Linked DNA regions of Homo sapiens: region 1 is linked to region 2. The links are chromatin loops, found by intact Hi-C in ENCODE. Cell type or tissue: ascending aorta. All regions are shown on one strand. Each heading gives the region's core, and the rest is flanking DNA. Links, peaks and the distances in the headings are about the cores only.

The links. Peaks named below come from ENCODE experiments on the same cell type or tissue, not always from the same donor. Only the 100,000 strongest peaks of a DNase experiment are listed, where the experiment ranks them.
Region 1: a loop joins it to region 2, with 2.1 times the contacts of the local background. A loop is called at or near these places in 7 of 110 quality-filtered maps.

Annotation. Positions count from the first base shown.
Region 1 is chr12:2,333,252-2,341,580 of GRCh38, reverse strand. All of the region lies in intron 3 of CACNA1C (calcium voltage-gated channel subunit alpha1 C), which reads right to left. Among named protein-coding and RNA genes, the nearest start is that of CACNA1C-IT3, 68 kb to the right of the region's middle. RefSeq lists an enhancer at 3,619-4,119. In ascending aorta, for the core only: no CTCF peak of the experiment used is centred there; DNase peaks (open chromatin) are centred at 5,070 and 7,069; H3K4me3 peaks cover 581 bases; H3K27ac peaks cover 7,651 bases.
Region 2 is chr12:2,280,428-2,288,756 of GRCh38, reverse strand. All of the region lies in intron 3 of CACNA1C (calcium voltage-gated channel subunit alpha1 C), which reads right to left. It overlaps CACNA1C-IT3 (CACNA1C intronic transcript 3), which reads right to left. Exons shown (of 3, transcript NR_046769.1): 2 at 553-738; 3 at 12-89. Among named protein-coding and RNA genes, the nearest start is that of CACNA1C-IT3, 15 kb to the right of the region's middle. In ascending aorta, for the core only: a CTCF peak has its summit at 3,783 (motif pointing right); DNase peaks (open chromatin) are centred at 586, 1,386, 2,116, 3,776 and 1 weaker place; H3K4me3 peaks cover 1,759 bases; H3K27ac peaks cover 5,244 bases.

The sequences.
Region 1 (8,329 bases), core at 122-8,121, 53 kb before region 2:
GTCCAGCAGGGCTCCGCGGGAGGCTGCCTCTCAGGTGTGCACAGGGGCCTGTGGCTACCTGTGTGAAACGCAGGGCCCGCACAGCACTGCCTCCCAGAGTGGGGATTCCACAGCGACTCTGAACTTCATACTTAGAAGAGCAGGGCCTCACCTGGGCTGCCTTGGAATCCTCAGGAAATTGGATCTCATGGGGTTCTTAGACATCAGATAGTTTAATCCCTCGCTGGAACAGATGAAAAAGGGAAAGAGCCAAAGGAAAACAATGACCAAGTGCCAAGCTCGCACCATGTGCTCTAATCCTCACGCTATCCCAGGGGTCAGAGACACAATCTTTCTGCAGATCGCCTGCCAGTCACACAGCCAGGATGCAGGGAGGAACCAGGATCTGTGTGACCAGTGCCCCAGCACTCCCCTCACTGCCCCAAGCCACCGCAGGTGAAAACAGGAAGAGGCCTGTCCAGGTGACAAGGGTAACAAGTGGCACATCCAGGCCTGGACCAGGGCTTTCGACCAAGTCTTACATGCAAAAACGTTCATGTCCACTCCCCCTAGGGAGTGTTGAAGGTGCCTACTGCCGTATCGCTGTATTTCATTAAAAGGCCAAGTCTTTTTTTTTTCTTTTTTGAGACGGAGTCTCACTCTGTCGCCCAGGCTGGGGTGCAGTGGCACAATCTCGGCTCACTGCAAGCTCTGCCTCCCAGCTTCACGCCATTCTCCTGCCTCAGTCTCCTGAGTAGCTGGGACTACAGGCGCCCGCCACCACGCCCGGCTAATTTTTTTGTATTTTTAGAGAGATGGGGTTTCACCGTGTTAACCAGGATGGTCTCGATCTCCTGACCTCGTGATCTGCCAGCCTCGGCCTCCCAAAGTGCTGGGATTACAGGCGTGAGCCACCACACCCAGCCAGTGTCTTTTTTCAAGGAAACTTCAGCTATGGATCAAATCAATCTCCTCTCAATACATTTCCAGGGACCCTCCGGATCCCTCTGTTGATCAGAATTTTATCTTAACTACAGGTAGAAATAAGAATGCCCCAGCTTGGGTTCAGCCATGTTTTGTTAGAGGTTGTACAGGTGGCACTTGGGTTGTGTTTTAGAAGAGTAATTGTGGGTTCAGAAAGCATTTTCCCAATGCTATGTCCCATTCACTTGTTTTCTTCCTTTCAGATTAATAAAGATAATGCTCAGCCTGTTGGCATGGGTGTGAGGAGTCAGAAACTTTCATATTCTGCTGCTGAGAATCCAGATTTGGACAGGCTTTCTTAAGTGCCTTTTGGCAAAATAAAGCAAAAAACATAACTTTTCACCTATAAATCCTTCTGTTAGAATACATCTGCAAAAAGGGGTATATATAGAATACAGTTATTTATTTTACATATATATGTTATTATGTACATTATAAAGTTGTATATAGAAGAATAAAGTTATTCTTCACTGTGCTGCTGAAACTGTGAAAACAGCTTCGTGCTCACCAAACAGCAGATGAATTATGAACACCAGGACACCTTCACAGGATTCCACATTATACTGCAGATTCATATTTAATGCCACAAAAGGACAGTCATTACATATAGTTTTTAAAAACCAAAGTACATAGTAATATGTGTAGTAGGATTCTTTTTTAAAAAAATATATTTCCATATTTGCATGGTAAAGACTGGAAGGATATACACATAAAAGAGAGTAGTATCCCTTTGGTCTGAGATTTTGAATGAACTTCTTTGCTCTTTAAAAATCTGCCCTTAATTTTTTGATAATGACTATGTACGACAGTCACGTGCTGCATAACACTGCAGTCAACAACAGGCCACATACACAATGGTGGTCTCATAAGGTTATAATGAGGCTGAAAAATTCCTATCACCTCATGACATCTTGATGACCTGCGTAGGTCTAGGTTACTATGTGCGCGTGTCTTACTTCTTAACAAAAAATTTACAAAGCAAAAAATAAAATAAAATAATTTTTAATAGAATACATCACATAGAAAAAAGGATATAAAGAGAGTATTTTTGTACAGCTGTGTGTTTGTGTTTTAAGCTACATGTTATTATAAGAGTCATCAAGTTAAAAATTAAAGTTTATAAAGCAAAAAAGTTATAGCAAGCTAAGGTTAACGTATTATTGCAGGAAGAAACATATTTTTTATAAATTTAGTGTAGCCTAAGTCCACTGTTAATAAAGTCCACAGTAGTGTGCAGTCATGTCCACTCACTCATGACTCACACAGAGCAACTTCCAGTCCTGCAAGCTCCATTCATGGTAAATGACCTACACAGGCAAACCACTTTCTTAATCTTTTATACTGTACTTTGTACCTTTTCTATGTTTAGATATGTTTAGCATTGTATTACAATTGCTTACAGTACTGAAGTACAGTGGCATGCTGTACGGAATCCAAGGAACGATGGGCTACGCCATATAGCCTAGGTGTGCAGCAGGCTCAACCATCCAGGTTTGTGTATATTCACTCTATGATGTTCACATATGATGAAATCACCTAACAACGCATTTCTTAGAATGTATCCCCATTGTTAAGCAATTCGTGACTGTACTTGTGTAATTATAATTTTGAAATTATTCTCTAAATTAAAAGAGAAGCTATTATTGATATGGGGGGAAGCATTTTTCCTATAAAACAATCTGTAACTCATAATAAGATAATCAGATTGGATCATAAAACCTGTTAAACCTGTTTAGCATGATGGGTATGCTAGCTCAACTTGGGGGTGTGTTGGGGGAAAGGGACAAGAAGGAAAGAAGTTCCCTTCATTTCCTTGGGCCTAGGATAAGCCCTCAAGAGCCCTATTCCACCCCCAAGGGCACCTCCTCCAAGGCTCCTGCTATTCTCATGCTTCCTGGGCCCTGTGTCCTGGATGCACAGGCATACCGGGTCGCTCGCTGCTCCAAAGTTACCCACTTCACACCAACCTTGCCAACCCTAACCCTATCTCTCAGACATCACCCAGTCTCTGGGGAGCAAAAGAATGGCATCTGCCAAAAGAACAGCTGAGATGAGCCACCGGTGGTCAGTGTCACTGACTGGAGGGAGGGGGACCATGGTTCCAGCTGTATCAGCTTCATGGGGGTGGGGGTGGGGGGACATTTCTGGTATGCAGCCACTTTTGGCTCCAGTGCATCCTGAGCCACACAGCCAGGACCTGTGGACGGCATGTGTCCATTGGCCTTGGCATCTATCTCAGACAGACCCTTGTGCACAAGGCGCCCACCCTGGGGTCTCTTCTTGCTATGGACTGCATGGGGATGCTATTATGCCTATACAGATGTCCGTTTTCTTCATTTACCGATTCTCTGACTTACTGATTCAGAAGACGTTTGCTGCTAATTAGCCCCTTGCCAGACATCAAGGAGGGGTCAATAGTTAAAAAACGAGTTGCCCTCTCCTCCCCCCATGTAGCCAGCACTGGGGTCTAAAGTTGGCGTGGCATGCTCCTGCCAAGTCCTGCCTGGCTGTAGGAAAGGCATGCTGGGGGTAGTGAGGGGGAGTGTAGGGTCCTGGGATAGGACCAGGCTGTGCAGAGAGGGGATTCCAGGCTGGAAGTGTGGACTTAATCCTGGGACAGTCATTCCAGGTGCTGAAGCAGAGAAAGGGGACAATTAAGGAGATCTGCCTGGGGGCTGCCTGTGGGATACTACAGGGGGCTGAGACCAGAGGCAAAGACCAAACCTGAAGTCAGAGGAGGAGGCGTGGTCACCACAGGCTTCAGAGAAGGTGGCCAAGGGCAAAGTGCCTGGTTCAGGAGGGCCAGCTTCTGGCCTCCCCAGTGGTGGGTCCTGGAGGGTGTTACTCAGTTCCTCTGGGCAGCCCACTTTTCCTGAGTGAAACGCACATGATAACTCTGCCCTCGCATCTCAAAGGGGCTGGGTGCATTTAAAGTGCTTTGTTAAACTGTAGAGTGCTATACAAATGTTAGCTATTATTATTAAAGGGCTGAGACAGTATTTTGTCAGCAGCTTAGTTCAGCTTGGTTGAACACGGCACTCCAAACATTTCACCAAATACCAAACAGGACTTTGTTATTTAGGGAAGAGATTCAGGAGCTTTCATGGAACACTGGAACATCTAAACACCAGCGAAAAACACAACTATCCCAGCCTCCATGATAAGCATCTTCACTGTGGCGAGGCTGGAGGGCTGGTGAGCACTGTGACCCTCAGGCTCACGCCCAGAGAAGGCCTACAGTCTTGGGGTGCTTGGCTCCAAAAGGAGTCTAAGTCTGGAGGAAAGGAAAAGGAGGGTGTTCATACGGCCAGAAACAATGGTCCTGGCTAGTCTGTGTTTAGCCAGGTTTACCCTGAATGCTCACTCAGTTCTACAGGGGAAGGGCCTCTCAGGGACTACTGACCATGCAGAACACCTCAGAAACTTGGAATCCCAAAACCTTGGTCTTGGAAGGGCATTGCAGCCAGGCTGCCTCTCTACCTGCTTATCTTCCTCCCACAAGCCTGTGGGCTTCTCGAGGATGGAAACCAGTCCCCTAGTACCTAGCAAAGGACCGAGGACGTAGCCAGCTTCCCATATGCATTGGTTGTTTGGATGGATGGATGGATGGTGAATGGATGAATGAATTCCATAGCATTTCTAATCAAGAAAACACCAATCTGTTGCTTCCCACCTTTCCAGGGGAAGCCACCTTTTCTTGCGGTGTCTTACTCTTAAAAGAGTAGTATCTCATCCTGTGTCCCAACCCTGCCCGACATGGCACTCCACTCGCTCCTTTCTCCCACCACTGCTGCCCATCAGGAGGCTGTTGTGTTAATTCTGAAGGCTGAAGCCACCCAGAAACCTCCGCCCAGATGCCTTAGAGGGCCCCTAAAGAGGAGGAAGTAGCCAGGGGGTTGGCCTCATTTCCCAGCTAGCAGCACCAGCTCTTCCCTGGGTGTGAGCTGAGAATTTTCGGGGACAGGCAAAGAGCCTTCCGGAAGGGCAATAGGTTCCTATTTAAACGGTTGTTTTCATTTGCGTGTTTCACTAAGCACAAAAGCTCCCCTTTAAGCCCTCATCTCATGGTGAACAGACTATTCCTGCCTGTCTGAGTCACATATCTCTGGGCAGCCAGACCTTCTGACTCACTGGTGGTTGAAATCTCAGATTCACAATACCAGAGAGTTGCTAAAAATAGGAATCATGTACCTGGGCCCCAAAATAGGACAGAGTCAAACACGGCTCTTTAAAAACCTACTGCCCAATGTGTAACATAAAAATCAAAGAGGGGCTATACTTGTCTTCTTTCATATTATCTTAAATGTAATAAAGCCGTCTCTAATTCCTTTGGAAATCGGCAAAGTAGATGGACCAATACAATAGAAAGATAGGTTGGAATAATCGTGCCTAGTGCACTCTGGTTGTTTTTATTAGAAAATTCTATATCCTTAAATTAGCATAGGGTATTTTCACAGCAGTGGTAGGGAAATGAAGCTTCTCCATCCATGCTTTGCCAGTTTCTCTCTTGGGAATCAATGTGGCTTAAAATAGTAAGGAAATTTTCACTGAGGAACAAAGAGGATGCTTAGGGTTTGTTTTTTTTTTTTTTTTTTGGAGTTGTTTTATATTTCCTTTCAAGGCTTTGAGGTCTCCCTATATTAAAATTTTATAGCTTTTTCCATTACTTGCAAACTGTTTGTACTTGAACAGCCTTAGGATCAGCCTTGATTTTTTTCAGCCTTACTTTTTTTTGGGAAAAACATCTATACCACTTGAAGTATTCTTGACAATTCTGGGCAAAAGTCACAACAACTTTCTTCATCCTGCGTCTCTCCTATAGAAGTTACCATGGCTTCTGGGCCTCTGCTGACCTCACAACAGCCTGCAGGGAGGTTGGGCAGATGTCCTCACTCTGGGTCTACAGATGGGACTCAGATGTGCAGGGAGGAAGCACTCAAAGGGAGGGCCGGTCCCTCACCCAGTGTTTCTGATGCTTGCCCTGTCCTGCACCTGGAAAGGCTGGGAGTAGACACATGTGAAAGAAGAGAACAGAGCAGACCTGCCTTCCAGGGACAGGAGGGAGCCACGCTGTGCATGTCCTGCTCTGTCTGATGGCTGCCACCCGTGGAAAGGTGCTGCCATTCTGTCTTCCATACCTGCACATCTTTCTACATTATGTTTAAGGTTTTTTTTTTTTAACTAATATGCTCTACAGAGCAGATGACCTAAAGAAAATCACCCTGGAGATTGTCTCAAGAGGAAGGAAATGGCTCTTGACATCGTAAATCACAGATGTTTGTTTTCATGGTGTTTTAAATTCCAGTGACTTCCGGAAGGTGGGAGCCTGCAGGCATGGCGGAAGAGACCACTGAGTTATGGATCATAAATCACTGGGGCCACTTGTGGAACCCAGCCTAAAATCGCCAGCAGCCAAGATGAGGCTGCCGGGTGAGTGAGGGGGAAGACAGGGGATCACAGTCACACTTTGGCCAGCTGGGACAAGGTAAAATGGCACTATGTGTGGCTGAGATACTAGAACCTCCAAACCCAGAGCATCTCAGAATAGGGTTGAGGCTCATGAGAGGCCACTGCTAGCTTGGAAGCAGGCGTGGGAGTCCCTGGAATGGGTGCCTCAGCCTGGGGCCATTGGATAGGTCTATGGGGGAAAAGCTTAAAGAGAACGTGCAAGAAGCTCTGATAATGAAGCTTAGACATTTAAGAAAGGCGTTACGGTCTTATCTTTCTTGAACACACAATGGAAACCCCAAACCATGACATTTCTATCTAATTTAGGAGGGAAATAAATTGCCAAGAGTTGATGGTGGCAGGCCTTTAGTTGCTGTCATCTCATTTAATCCTTGCATCATACAATGGGACAGTTTATTTATTCTCTTAATTTTATAGCTGAAAAAACTGAGTTTCAATGAAGTTAAAGAATTTGCTGGAAGTCACACAGCTAAGAAATAAAGTCAACATTGAAAAAAATATTATTTTGTAGAAACGGGGCCTCACTATGTAGTCCAGGCCGGTCTCAAAGTCCTGGCCTCAAGAAATCCTACTGTCTTGGCATCCTGAGTCACTGGGACTATGGGCGTGAACCACCGTGCCTGGCTGGAGTCAGTATCTGAACCATGACTTGCCAGACATCCAAGCCCACTTCGCCTCACTACAGCACAATTCCTCTCTAGGACATGTGCCCAGTCTGCTAGTTGGAAGTTGAGCATCCTAATGAACCAGCGCTCCTGTCCTTTTGAGCCTAGAATGAGTTCTTTTGACTCAACCCATGGCAACCTTTTCCCTGGCTTTCTCTCTCCTCAGTTCCAGTAGAGTGACTGGCATATGCTGGTAAATGTCTGCTGAACTGCAGTAATGCTGTGGCACCTTCACTTCAGGGGGCCTCCTCTAGAATAAGACATCATGAGTGGCCAAATGGCTTCCACCCACTTTCTGCCTTGTGTAAATCTTTTTCACTAGGTGGGGGTAACCTGAAGGAGAAGGATTTATAAGCATGGAGGGCCCACCTCTTGTAGGCAAATTCATCTTCTGAGGCAGGAAGCAGCATTAGGAATGATCTAGCCCATCTCCTTGCCCCAGGGTGAGACAATAAGGGATCTTCCACTCTGCCCAGCATCGTACTGTTTGCAGAAGGAGTAAGAAGGGATAAAGAGGAAGTTAGAAGACTGACCTAGTCACCAATGACGGGAGGCAAGTAACTTGATTTCCCTGAGCCTCAGTTTCCTTTCCTAAGGGAAGTAATTCCTGTCTTGTCTTTCTTAGGGAGTTCTTGTGAGACCCTAAGGAGGGCTGTGTGCCACAGAGCTTTGAACATCAAAAAGAGCTACACAAATGGCAGGCATTTCTTCTCCAGGCTCTCTGGGGAGACAGTGAATGGTGTCTTTGTGTGATTCATTTTGTGTTGATTCACTCTTGCTGTCAGAAAGGCTTCTGAATGCCAACCTCCATCTCTCTCTGCAGCTGTCCCCTGTCGTTACGCCTTGTGAGGTGACGGAGAACAAGGGGTCAGAATCACCCTAACAAGGCTGCATCCACTGCTACTGGAAGGAGGCTGGATGGCGCGGTCATGCTTCCTATGCACAGGCATACAGTTTGCCTTCCCCTTAGGCCACTGTGGGATGAGAATTCCAGGAGAAAACGCAGGAAGGATGCTTGTTATTTAATAACAAGCTTGAGGAAATCACAACAGAGAGGAGGAAGCAAACAGGCTGACAAGTCAGGATGGCAGCGTGGGGGCCAGCGCCCCCAGTTCACCCACCATGGGCATGATCCAGGAGGCCAGGCAGGGCTGGAATTAAGAGCACAGGTTTTGGAGTCTCCCAATCTCACCTGGAATTCCAGCCGCACCTCTTACTACACACTGGCCTTG
Region 2 (8,329 bases), core at 31-8,030:
TGGGTAGCTGGCATCCCGCAGCAGGGTGATTAATCTGTATGTTCTTCCTCATAGCTGTTGTAGATACAAGCATGGGGCGGTGGGTGGTCCTGAGGGAAAACAGACAGAAGGGAGGCACAGACCCACCACGGACACACAATACAAAATGCAAGGGCACCTTCTCAGCCCCGCAGCCAAACTGGGTGGAAAGGGCCACTCCTCAAGACCCTGGAAAAACAGACCCCATCAAGGAACACAAACCCATTAATGGACAAGCTGACTCAGAGGGAAAATGGGGTTGCAAACACCTTTGATGGGGAGAGGCGGAAAAGCACTTCTGGGGTGCAATCAACCTATTTCAGGGCAACTGACCATGCTTTCTAGGTTGCCAAGGCCAGCTGGTTGATTGGTTCCTGAACTGTCCAGGAAGGCAGAATCTGCGCAAGAGCCTCAAACTCCAGAGCAAAGTAAACAGGCCATCATCATGTACTTAGCAAGAAATCCTCACTCCTCAGAGAGAAGCTGGCTGGAGAGGGAGGCCAGGGAGGGTAAATGACAGGCTCTCATACTTACTGCACATTCATGCTCAAGGAGGAGGGGCTGGGGTGTGGGCAGGAAGCTTCAGCTGTGCTTCTCCAAAGGACAAGGAAGAGGAAAACAACTGTATGTCCTTGGGCAGGGCTCGGTTCCCTTTGATGATTCAGTTGTCAGTGGAATTCTTGAGGGTCTTCAACTCTAACTCAGTGCCTAGCACACAGTCTGACCAATGAATAGTTATTGGATGATGCAAAAAAAAAAAAAAATCAATGATCAGAAATCGTTTTCAGCCAGAGCTATATGTTAAAATCACCTGGAGAATGTGAAAAAATTCAGATGCCCAGGCCACATCTTCAGAAATTCTGATTCCTGTTCATAATCGTGATTTCCAAAGTGTGGTCCCAGGCCAGCAGCAGCGAGTCACCTGGGAGCTTGTTAGAAATGCAAATTCTCAAGCTCCATCCTGGAGCCACTGAAACTCGGAAGCTGGAGCCCAGGAATCTGTGTTTACACAAATCCTCCAGGTGATTCTGGTGCCCACTCAAGTTTGAAAATGAAGGGCGTGGAGTAGACTGTAGGATCCTGGCATTGTTTTTTGTTAAATGATCCCAGATGATTCTTATGTGTGGCCAGGGATGAGAATTACTAACTTAAAGAATCACAGGAGCACTCCCGATGGCACATGGTCTGCTTTACCCAGAATCACAGAATTGGAGGGAGCTTCTCATCAGCCAAGACCACATCAAGACCACGCAGGCTGAAACTGCTCTTCGGGCCCTGATCTCCACTGACCCAACCTTCCTAAACAGCCACGGAACACACGAGCAGCCACGTTCATTCTCATTCCCTCATTTCTCTGGAACTGCACCATGTGCAGCACTGCCTCAAGGGACACTGATCGCGTATCCAGCGACACTCCATGAGGCACGGGTCGCAATCACAATCCAGACGAGCAGGAATGACTCAATACTTGCCCGATCCCTCCCCTTGGGAAGGTCATTCCCAGAAACCCTTCCTCTAGAATATTCCTTGGGAAAAATGGAGAGAAGGGGTTAAAAGTACCAGGAGACCATGAAGGAGGAAAAGCCATAATTTGAGAAACCCAGAAGGGGTCCTAACGGTAAAGAGCCCTCTGTCAACTGGGGGCAGGCCCCTGTGGGACCTCCCACCTCTGGGCCCGGGGTAATTGGGACAGTCAGCCAGACAAGGCACACAGCTTCCAAATTTCTTGCATGACCTCTCCACACACACCCTTCACTTTAGATTTTGCCTCCAGAAAACAAGAATAAAAATCTGCTTAAAATTCCTCTGGCGTTCCAATGTGCTTGGGGCACATGAGTAAGGGAGGGCCACTACCAATTTCAGTCCTGAGGCACATTCTTTTGGGACAGTGAAGAAATCCTTTCTCCTGTTATGAGCATTGCTCAGTAAGAAAAAACATAAAAGTTGTAAGCATGAGTTCCCAACGCACATTTCCCACTCTCCAGAGGAGGGCTGCTCATGACAGCCTGAGCCTGGGTCCTGTCATTGTTTCTTGTTTGTCTCCTTCCACTGGCCACAGTGCTCTCGGGGGAGGGACTGCGCCTCCTCCACTCTGCAGCCCCAGCCCTGTGTCCGGCACACCATCCACACTTGATCAACAAGAGCCCCCGAATGAACCTCACAGACCTGTTCTTCAGCCACCCAGAGAAGCCCCGAAGCCAGAACTACTGCAAAGCAGCTGGGTGCTGGGCCATCAGGCCCTGTTACCTGTGACATCTTCCCACAGGGTCCTTACTGTGCAGAGCCTGTAGACACTGGCCCTTCCTATCTGGCTTCCTGCCTAAGGCATATTTTCACCCGCTCGCTCCACTTTCAAGTATTATGTTCTAGGAATACTAGCCACTAAGACATCTTCTCAAATTCCTTATTAAATAGGCCAGAGCCTAGGATAATTAAGGTTCTTGCTTCCTACTCCCTTTTAATGCAAACAACCAAACCTGTTTCCCAGGCCTCAGCAAGCTTTGACATTAACTCTAAATGGAAGGTCAAGCAGGCCAGTCTTGTTTCAAAGCTCTTTGCAAAGAAAAAGGACAACTGAAAACAGAACCGGCCAGGTATAAATGACGAGTATTTAGCTCTTGGTAACTCTGTTCATTCTAATAACTCTGGCAGTCATCCATAATTCACACGAGGCAACATCCCTTTAAACAGCTGAGTGAAGAAAACAGGCGACAGGACTAGGAGACCTTCATTTTTAGTTAGAGTTCATCCCCTGGGAAATGTCCCTGGGCCTCAAACTCCCTGACTATAACATGAGGGCTCGCCTAAACGAAATGGCCTGAAAAGCTGTGCAGTTTGAAGAATCCCTATCTTCAGTGGAAAACGGCTGAACTTTACCATCCATGTGGTATTCCTTGCACATATAACGTAAATTCCTAATAAAACACTCCCTTCCACTGCCGCCCAAAAAGCCGCTGGGTAGGTGCGCACCAGCCTCTCTCGAATGAGCACGTTAGCAACAGGTTGAGAAAAAGAGTAGAAATACCGTCAGATAAGAACATGGGGTTTGGAGACCAGGGAACGGTGGAAGGGAGCCTAGGAACGTCGAAAGTAAGTCTCGTCCATCACTCTGCTTTGAGTGATTCCAGCTCTGCGGCACAGCAGAGTCCTCTCATTGAAAGTCAACCCGTCTGGGATGAGGAGGTGTTTAAGGAGAGTTTAAGAACAGAGCTCCTAAGTTCCAAAAGCTCCTGAGTTGTAGCCGGCACAGGCTATGGGCAAGGAAGGAAGGCTGCCATTTCCTCCACTACCTGGGCTCTCCCTGCAGCCCTACGTCACCTTCACAAGTGGTTCCAGCCAGTGGTATGTTGTTAAATGTTTTAGCAACTGGCTTTTAGGAGAGGGGGAAGGAAAGCTCTGGGTGTAGCATATGCCAGTTTTTGTGGTGTAAATGTTCCCACTACTGCCCATTTCAAGTTATCAATGTGATGACATTGAATGCCCAGTGTAAAGGGTTGAGTTCAGTCAGCAATCATGAGCCCTTCCCACCCGCTTGACCCAAGGAAGAGGAAATTCCTGCTAGGTAACACGCAGGGATGGAATGGAGAGAAACAGAGTGTTTCTACAGAGGGAGCAAGGTGTGAGTGACAGGCTGCCGTCAGCACTTAGCGGCCCGTCCCTCCTCCCAGAGAGCAGGAGAGATGCCAGGCACCACTGGAAGCCAACCCAGGATCTGCAGAACGGCCCTACCCCAGGCCCCGCTCACTGAAGGGCATCGCCCACCAGAGGGCAGGCTGGAGAAATGAAAGGAGACACATGGCCCTGGCCCATTCTGTGGCTACCAGGAAGGTAACAAGGAGGAGGCTTCAGGCTCTAAGGAAAATGAAGTTTGGGGATCACTGGTAGAAGTTAATTATCCTTGCTTCCCCTTGGAGCAGCGGGCATCCCTTCCCTGCAGACTCACACTGGAACAAGGCTGAAATGAGAGCCGCCTGCCTGCAGCTTAGGGGCAGAAGTGTCTCGTCCAACTGCCACTCAGTCAGGAAACTGAACAAAGCAGGACCCCATAGAGTGCACAGGCCGGAATTATGGTAAATTACAAAGCAATGATAATCATTTACATGTGTGCGTGTCTGCCAGTGTATGCCTCACTTTCACAGACCTTTTTTCTTTTTAATTCTGATCCTGGGAGGCAGACAGAACAGTGAGCTCTCTCCCTAAAGAGTTGACAGCATAGAAGCGGGCAGTATGCCCGCCTGGAGGGCTGTTCTGTGCTGCGCCTGGGTCCTGTTCTGCACCCTCCTCCCCCAGCCCCTCACTGTCTCTTCCTTTCAGTGGCTCTTCTCATTCATTCCATCTTGGCAGCAGCCGCTTGTGTAACTAAAACCGCAAGAAACTTTGTTTGGCTTCGAATTCAGAAGAAATTCCAGTAACTCACTTCCCACTACCAAAAAAAAAAAAAAAAATCTAGAGGTCTGTTCTAGAGAATTCAGCTTTTTCCGTGGGTAAAATATTCACAAAAAAATGCTCCCTCTCCCCAGCTTACCCCACTCCCCCGCTGAAGCCCCAACATCTGAAAGACATCGGCCCCTCACTCATGCAGCCCGGCAGAGCCTCAGCACTTCCTGAGGGCCAGGGACGAGCTAGGGGGATGGCGGGTTCCTGTTTCGTGGCTGGAGCCAAGCAAGTTAAGAGTTGTTGAAAGACGTGCTTGGCTGGTCTCTCTCCTCACCCGGGTATACTGCTGTTTTGTTTTCAGTGGACAAGGAAGCCAGGGATGAGATCTCTGAGCATCCAGCTCCCGGATCTTGGAAAAAGGCATAGCCAAGGCCCTCCTTACTCCTCCCCACCAGCCATATCTAATATCTGCTAACATCCTTGCAAGCAGCTTCATGCCTGCATGAATGAAGCACAAGTAGCTGCTGCTAACTCAGGAGGAAGGACTTTACTCTGCATGTCCTAGGCCCTTTCTATTGAAAGTGGGGCCCAGGATTCGGACCAGACGGCAGCATCCTCTGGGAGCTTGTTCCAAATGCATCATCTTGGATCCCCATCCTGGATCTCCCGAATCAGCACTGCATTTTCACAGGATTCCCTGGCACTGTCTTTAGACCATGTGCCAATAAACATTTCAGTGTAATAGACACGTATTGGGTACCTGCTGTGTACCGGGCACTGTGCTGGGTGCTAAGGTGATAAAATTCTGAAAGTGGAATCCCTAATCCAGTGAGTATACAGGACAGACTGGCTCGTGGCAATAATGCCCTGTCCCTGCAGGCTGAGTGTGGATATAGAGTAAGGGGTCCATGGTCTTCCCTCATGGAGGTGAAGGCTCTAATTTGTCCAGCCCAACCTTGTGACTTCAGATGCTTCCATACCCTGCATTTTCAGTAGAATTCTGTGACTGATATTGGTTTGCTACCCAAAGTCTCCCCTGAAAAAGGTAAGATACTTTGTCAGCCTCCCTTGCAGCCAGTTGTAGCTAGTTAATTGGATTGTGTCACTAAGAGTAAGGAGAAGTAGCCTTGCACCTTGCTACTCAAAATGCAGTTTCCAGCCACACTGACACACTCTGGCAGCTTGATCAAAATGTGGAATTTCAGGCTCTACCCAAGATCTACTACATCCAAACCTATATTTTAACAAGATTCCCAGGGGATCCTTGTGTAGATTAAATTCAAGAAGTACTATGCTAGGGACTTCTGGGAAAGCCTCTGTTTTATGTAAAAAAAAAAAAAAGGGCCAGAGTGTTATTGGCTCCACTCCTTCCTGGTTCCACCTGCCTTGAATGGGGGTGTGATGCCTGGAGCCCCATTGACAACCATCTTGCAACCATAAGGAAATCAGCTTGAATATGAAAAGCCAACAGACTTAGTATAAGGAAGTGGAAAGAGAGAAAGAGCCTTGGTTCTCAGTGGCATCTTGAGCTGCTGAACCAATTCAGAGTCCTTAAGTATCCTGTTACTTGAAGTCGAGAACATTCCTAACTTACATGTACTCTCTGTTCTTTAAATGAGCACAGGTCTTGAGGTGGCTGATCAAGCCTGAAGAAAGCTAAAGATTCTGCTGAGACCTGCCGCAGCCAGACTGCAGGTCTCCTTTTCTCTGGCAGGAGGCGGGTGCGCTGTACCTGACCACTCATTCAGCAGGCACAGCTGACTCTGATCCCATGAGCTGTGAGGGAAGGAGTGGTTTTGGTGACCTCCTCCTAAGGTCATTGTCTCAGACAAAGCTTTCCAGGCCTACAGGGGAGCCTGAGTTTTCTTCCGGGTGTTGACTTGGAACTCAGTTTCCATAAAGCTGCTGTTCCTGTCTCACTCCTGTGAGAGGCTCCCTAAGTCTTCCCTATTGAGAGGGAAATCCGGGCGTTCAGCCCTGTCTGCCAAGAGTGTGCTAGGGCTGTCTAGTGCCTTTGGGCTCACAGGACTCTCCTTACTTTGGGGATAGGAAAGAAGAAGAGGGAGGAAGCAGGAGAAATTGGATGTACCCTAATCCAGCCTCTAAAATGTCAAGTCCTGCGAAGTCCCCCAAATTCCAGGAATGTCACCCCCTGTGTTCCCTCCCTCCAGAATCTCCAATCGGTAGTTTGGCTTTGGGAACAGAAGCTCTGGATTGGTTCTGAAATAATAATCATTATAAAATTAGGTAAATCCCCCTAGGTTCTTCTAAAGGAAGGAAGATAAGGAATGAGGGAGGGAAGAAGGCAGGCAAATTATGTATGGCAAAAAAAGAGAAGATTCATAAACACATAGTATAGGAACTATCCAAAATGAAGGACATAGAAAAAAAAGAATTAAATAAAATGAAAGTGCCAGTGATCTGTTCGACAATGTCAAGCAGCCTAATACATGTGTAATTAGAGTTCTCACAGGAATGGGGGGAGAAGCAAAAAAAAAATTATAAATAATAGCCAGAAATTTATCAATTTTAATTTTAAAAATATAAACCCACAGGTTCCAGAAGCTCAAGGAATGCCAAGCACTAGAAACATGAAAAAAGAATTATACCAAGGCACATCATAATCAAATTCCTCAAAGCAGTGATCAAGAGAAAATGTTAGAAGTAGCCAGGGCATAAAGACACATTTAGGTACAGTGGAACAGACAAGAGGGACAGCAGGTTTCTTATTAGAAACAACACAAGCAAGAAGACAGTGGAATCATAGCTTTACAGTCATGGAAGGAAAAACTATCACCTGAGAATTCTATACTAAGTAAAAATATCCTTCGGAAATAAAAGTGAAAAATAAAGACTTCTCTTCAGACATAGAAAAGCTAAAAGATTTTAATCCTAGCAGACTTGCACTGCAAGACATGTTAAAGGAAGTCCTTTAGGCAGAAGGAAAATAATATGAGATAGAAGTGTGGATCTACATAAAGGAATCAAGGGTACCAGAAATGGTACTGACATGGTTAAGTATATATGATTTTCATTGAAAAGATCATTGACTGCCTAAACAAAAATAGTAACAATGTATTGTGAGGTTTAGAACAAATGCACAATTAGCATGTATGGCAGCAACGGCATAAAGGCCAGGAAGGGAGTGATCTAAGTGTGCTATTGTGAAGTTCCCGTACTATATGTGAAGGGGTTTAGTAACAACTGAAGACAAACTGCGATGATTAAGGCCTGTTGTGGGGTGGGGGCGGGGGGAGGGAGAGCATTTGGAGATATACCTCATGTTAAATGACGAGTTACTGGGTGCAGCACACCAACATGGCACATGTATACATATGTAACTAACCTGCACGTTGTGCACATGTACCCTAAAACTTAAAGTATAATAAAAAAAGGATGTATACTATGAGCCCTACAGCAACTGTTAAAATAACAAAACAATGGATTTTAGCTAATAAGTCAACAGAAGAGATGAAACTGAATCCTTAAAAATACTCAGTTAATCCAAAAGGAGGCAGAAAAAGAGGGAAAAGGGAACAAAGCTACATGGGACTAACAGAAAACAACAAGAGGTTAAACCGAAGCACAGCAAGGTATCAAGAGGTTAAACCGAAGCACAGCAAGGTATCAAGAGGTTAAACCGAAGCACAGCAAGGTATCAAGAGGTTAAACCGAAGCACAGCAAGGTATCAAGAGGTTAAACCGAAGCACAGCAAGGTATCAAGAGGTTAAACCGAAGCACAGCAAGGTATCAAGAGGTTAAACCGAAGCACAGCAAGGTATCAAGAGGTTAAACCGAAGCACAGCAAGGTCTCAAGAGGTTAAACCGAAGCACAGCAAAGTATCAAGAGGTTAAACCGAAGCACAGCAAGGTATCAAGAGGTTAAACCGAAGCACAGCAAGGTATCAAGAGGTTAAACCGAAGCACAGCAAG